Regions from separate parts of the Mus musculus genome. Here region 2 is linked to region 1. A link is a loop called in an ENCODE intact Hi-C map of the cell type or tissue named here. Cell type or tissue: left cerebral cortex. All regions are shown on one strand.

What was found. A loop is a pair of places that touch in the nucleus more often than their neighbours do. Peaks named below come from ENCODE experiments on the same cell type or tissue, not always from the same donor. Only the 100,000 strongest peaks of a DNase experiment are listed, where the experiment ranks them.
Region 2: a loop joins it to region 1, with 2.6 times the contacts of the local background. A loop is called at or near these places in 2 of 42 quality-filtered maps.

Annotation. Positions count from the first base shown.
Region 1 is chr7:132,473,295-132,478,294 of GRCm38, forward strand. No RefSeq gene overlaps it. Among named protein-coding and RNA genes, the nearest start is that of Gm35147, 10 kb to the left of the region's middle. In left cerebral cortex, a CTCF peak has its summit at 1,985; a DNase peak (open chromatin) is centred at 1,983.
Region 2 is chr7:132,245,114-132,250,113 of GRCm38, forward strand. It overlaps Chst15 (carbohydrate sulfotransferase 15), which reads right to left. Exons shown (of 8, transcript NM_029935.6): 6 at 2,751-2,907. Among named protein-coding and RNA genes, the nearest start is that of Gm10584, 68 kb to the right of the region's middle. In left cerebral cortex, no CTCF peak of the experiment used is centred here; DNase peaks (open chromatin) are centred at 1,946, 2,668 and 4,745; H3K27ac peaks cover 635 bases.

The DNA of each region.
Region 1 (5,000 bases):
TACAGCAAGAAATGCTTTCAGAAACACATGGACTGTAATATACGTAGACACCGAAGACTCATTGGCGTCCAGACACCCTGAATGTACTGACACAAGTCACATCTTACACAAATATATTGACACCCACAGACTCAGGGACACAGACATATATACACACACATCACTTAGATATAGGCACCTCCCTTCCACACATAAAAACTCCCATACCCGATAGGCCAAGTGGAGCTTTGACACAGGTGACTGGATGTTGTCACTGCACTGCCTATAAAGCCAGGGTCAGAGTTGACATATTTAGACACCTCCTACGTCCCTGAACCCACTCTACCTCATTCACCAAGCTTACCCCAGGATCTAAGAAGTTCTTAGTCTAACACGCTTGATAACATTAGCAACGCTGGTGGTACCTTGGCTTGGGATCATGACTGGCTCCAAATGGCCCTGTATCAAAGGGCTTTGAAGAACCCACCTTGCTCCTGACACACCTTGCTCCTGACAGACACAGGGGCATGCCAGAGCCTCACTCCTACCTGCCCTGAACCACTTTCCAACAGGAAAAGCTTTGAAACTAGCGTTTAAACACCAGCCATCAGAGGCCCATCAGCTGTGGACCTCAACCCCAAGGAAACATGGCGGAACAATGGCAGAACCAAGCTACCCTTGGCTCCTCAAGGGTCCCTCCCTGCCCAGATACACCCTCCCTAAGCCCCACCCTACAAGATGATCCTGGGTCACAGCACAGCAGGCAGTTCCAAATCACTCTTGTAGCCTGTACCCCCAATTCTCTAATGCCAGATCTACAGCCCTGGGGTCTCATAGCCAGAGGAACTAAACCCTGACAGGAGGAGGCTACTGTGGGGAGGGAATCTAATCACTTAGGAGCACCAAAACATAATAGGGAACAGGGCCTTCATGCCCTCTGCTAATGTCAGAAGGTCTGGGAGTTTGTGGCCAGGCAGAGGCCTGAGATCCAGGACCCAGTAAGGCTAAGAAGAACCAGGCAAGAACCCCACTCAGCAGGAACTGCTATAAACTGTCAAAGGCAGCTCAGGGCTCTCTGGGGAGCAGTCAGCAGGGAACCTATCTGACTGAGTCCCTGTCTGGTTCCCCTCCATCCCTTCTCTCCAGATAGCATCCAATGAGAAGCTGGTCACATAGGGACATCTCTCATGCCCTTTCTTCCTCATTCTTGTGTCTAAGAGGCCATCAAGTCCCTTGGACCACTTGTCCCAGGAACTTTCCCTATAGACATTCAACTTCCACCAAAAGGTCCAGAGCAGCTGTTCTCTGAGTTATGGATCATATCTTGCAGGCCAGAAATCTAGACAAGGCAGAGCTGGACAGCTCATTGCTACCCCACAGTGTAGGGGCCCCAGTTGGTGGGACCCCAAAACTGGCATCTAGAGTCATCTAATCTGTTGCTGTCAGTGAGGGCCTTAGTGAATCCCCTGGGTATGAGTATAAGGCCTTCCTGCAGCCTGGCTCTGTCCAGCCTGCAGCCACATGGGCACAACTCTCTTTCTTTGAGTGTCAAAGTGGAGTGTCCTGATTGACCCAGGGCGTAGCCTCTGACAATTATTGCTTCTGCAGCAGTTTGTCCTGAAGGAGCTGGCCCAAATCCGAGGGGAGCAGACATCAACACTGCATCTTATTAGGAAGTGTCAAAGACTGTGTGGACATATTTCTGAGCCACCCATCAGCTCAGAGGTGCCTCAGAGGTGCCATGCAGCCTTTGCCCTCCTGACTGCTTCCTCGGGTCAGCTACTTGTCTCCCAGAAGACTTGGTCCTAGCCCAAAGGCTGGAAAAACAAACTCATGTCGATCTGTCTTCCTCCAGCCCTGTCCTTCCATGCCATCCATCACCAATAGGGAGGTTCAGAGCATCAGCAAATTAAGAAGCTCTGGAACCCACAGCCACTTACCAAAGCAGGACATAAGCTTTAACCACGGGAGGGGCAGCATTGGTTACTGTTCCTATAGCGCCCTCTGCCTCCGCCCCAGCCACATTACATACAAAATCCTCCATGCCCTCCTGCTCATGCCCTGTGTAGGCTAGTTTCCTAGCCTGAAGTACTCCTTCTTCTTTCAAAGGAACCCTAGAAAACTCATGTTCACCCTTCAAAACCCAGCTGCCATGTCACAGCCTCTGTGGTGCCAGCCTCCTATCCACGTATGAGCACAACACAGGTGTGGGTCTTAATCTTGGTGGTGTGATGGAATCTTGGTCACTGTCCTAGCTAACCCCATCCTGGCTCTCTTTGGCTCGGTTGCTTGCCTCCTTCACCTGTCCTTTCCAGTCACCTTGGATTCCAGGAGCAAAAGGACTCGTTGCAAAGCACATCTGTAGCAGGCAACTGAAACAACACCAAGCAATGGGGAACCTGCAAGACAGACTCCTCCCAAACAGGGGCAATTGTCAAAGCAGGCAAGGCTGGGCTGTGGAGCAGAAGGCATTATCTCATGACAAGTGGAGAGCCCCAACCTCAGCCCCAAGCAGTGACAGACTTCTCCAGGCCACCTTGAGACACCAGAACCAAGCAGATCCCACCGGCCAGAAATGCTTAATTCTTTGGACCTCTTGCCTGCCTGGCTCTACAAATATCCAAGGTTCATTGTTGGGCCCTACTTGGCCTCTGTTTGGGCCTTGAAGACAAACCTGAGCCTAGTTTGATTTTCGAGAACAGTCATTCACCTCCACTTGAAAATGACTCAACATGGCATAGATGAAATTGCCTCTGCCTAGCCACCACTAATGTCTAAAATTTTCATAGGCCCTGTGAAGTCACCCCATATCCTTCATCATCTCACACCTCCCCATACGTCATCTCACCCCATACCCCTATCCCCACCTCCTTGCCCTGCCTATATAAGCAAATTGCTGCCACATTAAATCGAGTCCCTGCTTCGACAAGATTCCCAGCCCGGTGTGGTTCCTCTTGGGACACCACTCACCATCCCATTCAGACCCAGAGAGACCGGCTCTCCTCGCAGCTATCTGCCAACAAAGAGCCCACAGTTCATGTCAGGGATCAGTTGACCCCTTTAATATTTGTCCCCATGTGGCCACACTGAGTAAGCCTCCTTCCTCCCTGTTTCTGGCTGTTGTGATCTCTGTAATTGGCATATTGCCATAGGTAGAAGAGTCAGCTATTGGGACCGCAGGAAGCAGGATTTTTGCTCTAAAATTTTGGTTGTAAAGGAGGGTTTATTTTTATACATGTGTATGGTTGTCTGAATGTATGTACATGCACTGCATGCATGCAGTGCCCACAGAGGCCAGGAGATGACACTGGGTCCCCTGGAACTGTAGTTACAGATGGTTGTAAGTCAACATATGGGTGCTGGGAACCAGATCCAGATCTTCTGATAAGCAATATGTTCTCTTAATTGCTGATCCATCTCTCCAGGCTCAGTTGGAAATATTTCACATATACTGGTGACAAGGTGCCAAAATGTAACAGTCTGACTCACAGCATAGGGACTGCCTTAGACATCAAAACTCTCAAATCTCCCGCAGAGGGTTCTATGTAGCTGAGGCTAAGAGGCAGTGCTATAGACCAGTGGCCCCTGCAGTGTCACACATACCAACCGCCTGAGAAACTTCCAAGGCACTACCTTTCCCCAGCTCAAGTCTATCAAATCAGAACCTATAGGAGTAAGGCCCAGCTCATAGCCTGGGTTCCTTATAAAACCTCCCCAGGGTGTTCCAGCATGCTGCTGGGGTGGAGAAAGCTGGAATGAATCCTAGCTCCCACTCAAAAGTATGACATTTGGACATAACTCAGAGCTTCCATCTAACCTTCACCCTGTAAATGACCTTTATCCCAGTGTGAGCCAGGTCACAACCCTGTGGTTTTACTGAGAATGTCACAAGAGACTCTTAGCTTCTAAAACTGTTAAGTGAATGCGGAAGATGAATAATTTAAAGATTGATTCCACGCACATAATAGATGCTCAGTAAGTACTCGCTGAATGAATTCATTAGCTAATCCATACACCTCTAATTTCGCATGACACAAATACTCCCTTCTCTCAGGAGACTGAGTTCCTTGAAGGCAGGATGGAGACCCAGACCCAAGCAAAGATAGCCAGTGCATGAGTCAATGGGTCCATGAACGACCTGTGCAATCCCTCCTGGCTATCTCTCCAGTCTCTAGGTATGCAACGGGTTTCTAGATGAAGAGAAAAAAAGCTCACACATCACGTCTGCTGGAAGGAGAGTGGCAGTACAATTTAATCACATAACTCGTTAATCAACTCGCCCAAGTTGTTAGGCATTTTGGAGGCATTTCCATGTACAGTGACCCAGAGGTCCCTAGCTACATATATACTGGGAATTCGGGTCCTGCTTACTGCCACTCTAATACCCAGACTCAGTTTCCCTAAGGAGCCCTGTAAGAATGTGGCTTCTGCTCTGGCCTCAGAAAGAACAGCAGATGGAACCATAGCAAACAGAACGGTAGCCCTTGCCTCCCTGCTATTGTGATTGCAGTGATCTGGTGGCCTGGTTGCATGATTCCTCCTGCCTCATTCCTCACCCCCATTCCTACAGCTGAAGCCCAGGGGAAGTAACCACACAGAGAGGAGAGCCACACCCTCCACACTGAGGGTGCTGGAGCCAGACAGAGCAGGAGTCTAGACCTCACTCACCCCTTCTCAGCTGTGTAAGCAGAGCAAACCAAGCCTGTGAGCCCCAGCTCAGATGACGTTAGCAATGATGGCTGTTCCCAAAGCCACTATTCAGTGAGAATGAAATGCTGGCCGTGGAGTTGAATGCCAGATCCAGTTTACAGCAAACCTTAAGACATGGCAGGTGATGACACAGGCCCTTTAGGCCCAGGGGCCGTCTGGGTATCTGTGCCCCTCAGAATAAGTATATTAGTTACATTTCTCACTCTGTGTCAAAAATTCCTGACAGACACCGCTTAAGATCAGAAAGGTTCATTTCCCACTCGGAATTGATAGTATAGTCCATCGTGGTGAAGAAAACATGGCGTCGGGAG
Region 2 (5,000 bases), 230 kb before region 1:
AATGGGGCAGGAAAGACTGTAGGGAAGGGAGGAGTCATATGAAGGCCTTACTTAATATAGGCTATGCATGACTAGCCGCAACGGCACACCTGCCGTGCCAGGACTCAGGAGACTAACCACATGCCCCACGCTGTAGATAGGATGCATCAGCAGCTAGAAGGGAACTTTTTCCCCATTCCAGAGGGGAGAAACCATCTCCCAAAACAATGTGCTCACCATCCTTAACTGCCCGCCCCTCCTCCCCCACCCCCTATGCCCCGCAGAGTCACCCGTCACTGCCATGGCACGGCCCTGGAGCGCTCCTTAAACAAGCAGTGCTAAGCTATGGTTGTTGTCATGCTAAAGCCTGTCATAAATGAAATTTGAAGTGGATGCCTCCTGCTGTCTCAGAACCATTTTTAAGAGCAAGAAAAGGAAGACAGATTTCAAAGGCTATCCAAATTGTTGTTAGCTGCAAATAGAGTACACCTTCAGTGAGCCTCAGTGTCCCCATCTGTAAAATGGGAACAACTTCAGAGGTCAGTGAGGAGCTAAAGTTTAGGAGAGTACCCAGTGAGCAACAAACTGAAGTGAGATACTTCCTATCTTTCACCAATGGACTTGACAAAGATTAAATAAGAATGTATCTATCACACCCAGAGGTAGAGAGACTCACACGGCAACCCATGAACTTCCTGTCCAGTCACAACGGTGTTTCCATGTTCAGTTGGCCTGAAGACAGCAAAGAGAGGAAACACACCAGGCATGCCCCTCTTCTCTGTGGGAGGATGTAGCTGAGGATATCCCCCTCTTCTCTGTGGGAGGATGTAGCTGAGGATATCCGGTCTCTAGGAAGCCTATTTAGAGGCAGCCAGGATGCATGTAGCTTGGCTCTGCATTTCCTAGGGCGTACCTCGGGGTGGGATGAAAATACCACCACATCCACAGCTGTTTATATCGGATGCTGATCCTTTGCAGGGCAGGAGAGGCCCTGGTTCCCAGCCATGAAATCCAACTATGCCTGTGTCAGGACTCCAAAGCCCTGCCTCTCTCTACCCAAGACATCCAGCCAACTTAGGCTGGTATGAGCCTACATCTGCCCCTCCCTCTCTGAATTCTCAGGAGATCTCTGAGAAGAGAGAACTGGGTGGTAGCTGCTTCAGTGACTGTTGCTGCCTCTTCTAAGGAAACATGTTAACTTAGCCGAGGGCATCACCCCTCACTCTTCATCTGGCCTGTTCCTGCTTCCCTCCCTCCGCCCCTGTTATCCCACCTACGCTGCAGGCATCGTTGCAGAGTTCCACAGCATCATCAAACCCAAGAAATTCCAAAAGGACCAGAGTGGAAGCAACCCTGAGGCAGGCTGCCTTCGAGCACATCTGAATTCTCATAACTGACGACCTGCCTTCTCCCACCTGCCTTCCCCCACCCTCCAGAGCCTGCTGCTTGGAAACCCTAAAGAAGAAACTTCTGGAGACACACCAGAGCCCTGAAGAAAGCTGGGGTTTCAAAGCCTAGACTTGAGCCTTGGATTCCCCCCATTACTGGGTAGCTGGCTACAAAAGGCAACCTGACAGAGCCTTGGAAGCCCCGCCTGTGTCAGCAAGCTCCAGCAATAGTGGGGCCTGCATCAAGGCACAGCCTTAGGCTGCTGGGCAGCCAACGCTGGCAGAGTCCATCATTTTCCTATCAGGTTTGAGCACTTTCACCCCTCGGTGGGCTCTACCTAAGTGTGCCAGGGCGCAGCACCATAGTTTGTCAGTATGGCACATGTAAATGACTCCCAGTCTCCCGTCCCTATACCAGCCTAGAATAAAGCAATTGAATTTCAGAGAGGCTAAGACACACGAGCAAAGCCAGGGAAAGCCAGAATGAACCCACACCGCAGTCTGCCTCCAAAGCTTGCCTGACTGAAAATGTGGTTATCTATGTTGAGTCTTCCTTGCCAATGCAAACTACAATGCATACAAGAAGACAGCCCAGACTCCTGCTTGCTGGCCCTGGCTTAAGAAAAGATGGACAGAGTAGCCAAGCAGAGAGCCTGACATCTTTCCCCTGAGCCTCACTGCCCTGAGGTGGGGCGTGCTAGTCATCTACATCTGTGAATGCCGGATGTGGGACACAGCATACATCGGGCAGGAGGCTACCTGATGTAAGAGCCCTGCTAGGGAAACACTTAGGCCTGGGAGCCTTGTGTGGGAGATGTGACCTCAGGTAACTTAAGAGGATTCACCTCCAGCAAGAGATTTTACATAAGACTGGAAGGTTAGAGAAGGATAACAAGGGGTAGCGAGAACATTCTGCAGTGGAGAGCCTGCTGGAGCATTCCGTCACTGGTGGGTAATTCTGAAAGCCAATGCTATGAAGATTCTCTGAAACAACCTAAGGACTGGGTGTCCTCCTGTCTGCCAGCTCTAATTGCAGAGCCTTACTAAATGGCAGCCCTCCTAAGCGCACCCTGGGTCTCTAGGAGAGGCAGGGGGATTCAGGATGCAAAGTTTCTGGGTGACAGGCAAGGAAGGAGGGACACAGACAGCAGGCTCAGAGGCCCCAGCTGCTGCTGTGCCTCTCTCAGCCGGGAGCATTTTTCTTCCACATTAGCCACTGCTCAGAGGCAGCTGGCTGGGTGTCATTTGCACATTCAAACACTCCGTCCCCATCCCCCCACCTCCCTCCCGTCTCTGCACTAAAACCCTGTTCACAATGCCCCGCTGCACACAATAGCACCAGAGTGGGCCTGCTCTGTATGGGCTGCCCTGGTGAATACGCACGGGCATGGCATTGTTCAGGGTGTTGTTGTAGACGCAGGCGCGCAGTGAATAATCCAGCATGCAATTTTCAAACAGCTGCAGAGCCTCCGTCACTTTCTCGTGGAAGTCATCTGCAGATTTATTGGAACTTGCGAAGTAGAGATAGTCTGAGTACAACCTGCGAATAAAATAAATGGATAATCTTACCATCCGAGGGTGTGAAACCACACCACGTGGGCGACAACAAAAATCGGCTAGCCATTACATTAGCTGGTTTGATTTATTAAAATACAACAATTTTCCTCCCTTTCTTTCAAATGAGCCCCCTCCGTTCTTGCTCCCACCTGTAACATACCACCCACCCTTCCTGCTCAGATACATCTACACTGCCCCCAAACACTGACCAATACTGTGTTTTATTGTTAGTTGGTGATTTTGTCTCTTTCTCTTGTTAAATTTATTTTATTTATTAGCAGAGTGTGGGGAGGCCATGCAAAGGCCATCGTACAGGTGTGGAGACCAGAGGACAGCTCTGTGCAATCAGGTCTCTCGTTCACCTTTACACAGGTTCCACAAATGAAACTCGTGTTCCGGCTTGTTGCTAGGCCACCTTGCCTATATCTGCTTTAAGAAACAAACAACAAAACCCCGCAGTTATTTTGGGGGAGTGGGGGTGGCAGAGCAAGTCACAGCACACATGTAGAGGTCAGAGGACAAGACGTGGTTCTCTCCAACCACCATGTATGTGAAGAGGCTGAGCTCTGGCTGCTAGCCCTGGCAGAAGGTTCCTCTACTCACTGAGCCATCGTACCTCGCTGTTTAAAATTCCTTCTAGTTACCTCAGAAAGAGACTGTCCTTGCAGCCAGGCTTCAAAAGTCACTCCACAGCAAAGAGAAGCCAGGAAACACTCTGTACTGTCCCATCCCCTTCTTTTAAGAGGAACCCAGGGCACCTGTGATCCACACAAGGTTACAACCCCATGTGAAATTCCTGACTTTTCCCATTGATATCCTGAACGTCTAAAGTTACATTTAAAATTGTGCATGGTGGCTCATGCCTCTAATCCTCCCCGGCTAGGAGGTGGAGGTAGGGGATCACTGATGTTCCAGGTCTGGAGGGATAGGTAGCGACTTATCAGGACAATTTGGGCTACAGAATAAAAGTCTCACACATAGGCATGGAACCCCCTGCAGACGGATATGTTTGCAAGTCCAAGCAAACACCACATATATGTGCAATTGCATGTAACCACATTTTCCACAGGAGTTGCCAGTCTCCCTTGACAGTTACTGGTTCATCTTTATGTTTGCAATGTGCCGTGTTCGCATGAATCTTGCTGTTAAAGGAAAATTTATGAATGGTGAGGACCTGTGATCCCAGCACTCACGGGTGCTGAGGAAGAAAGATCTTGAGTTCAAAGACAACCTGAACCACATAGTGAGTTCAAGGTCAGCTTTGACTACATATCTAGACCCCTAGGACAGGCAGGAGAGGAGAGAAGACAGGAAGAGGGGAGAAAGGGCCAGCAGGGGAAGTAGGGGAGGAAAAATTCATAGGAGGCAATTAGCTCCTTCAACTAAATAAAACTGTTGAAGTTTTGGTTGTAGACATTGCTAAGCTGGTTTGGCTATAACGCACTCCAATTCCCAAACCTTGACCACTGCTTGACCTGATCCTCTGACAGTGAGCCTCCTAGCCCAGCCAATGTGTAGTTAGCCTGCTGAGGGAGGAGTCCTGGTGCAGCAGTTTAGCCAGGCTCCCTCTTACTCTCGATGTTCCTTGGTGACTTTCTGCTCCTAGCCCTGCTTCTTGCTTACAAATCCCCACTTCTGCTGGGTTCCAAGCTGAGCTCTCCTCTGCAGCAGAGCCCCATCGCAGCAGTCCTACACCCCTGACAACAGCCGGAAATGAAGTCTGTCTGAATGTTTCAGCAGATGTTGGGATAATTTCTTCACTTTGAGAACTCCCGGGACGTGTTTCTCACCCCGTTTCTGCTTGCAGAGGGAGTAAGAATTACCCCCACTTTCATCACTTTGTTTTTCCAGATGTTTCTCTCCCCACTCCTCCTCCAAACACCTGCCCATAGGGGCTCCCCCAGCTCTGTAGGACTCCCTTCATGAAACCCTAGCTGTCGCCTCCTACCAAGAGCGATGCTGGGCTGCCATCAAGTGACTGCGGCCCTATGGCATGCTGCCCTCTCCCCCCAGTTGTGTGCTCTCTAGTCCCCTGCATCTCCAGCTTGACACCTCTCTTTCCCGTGAGTCTCCTCA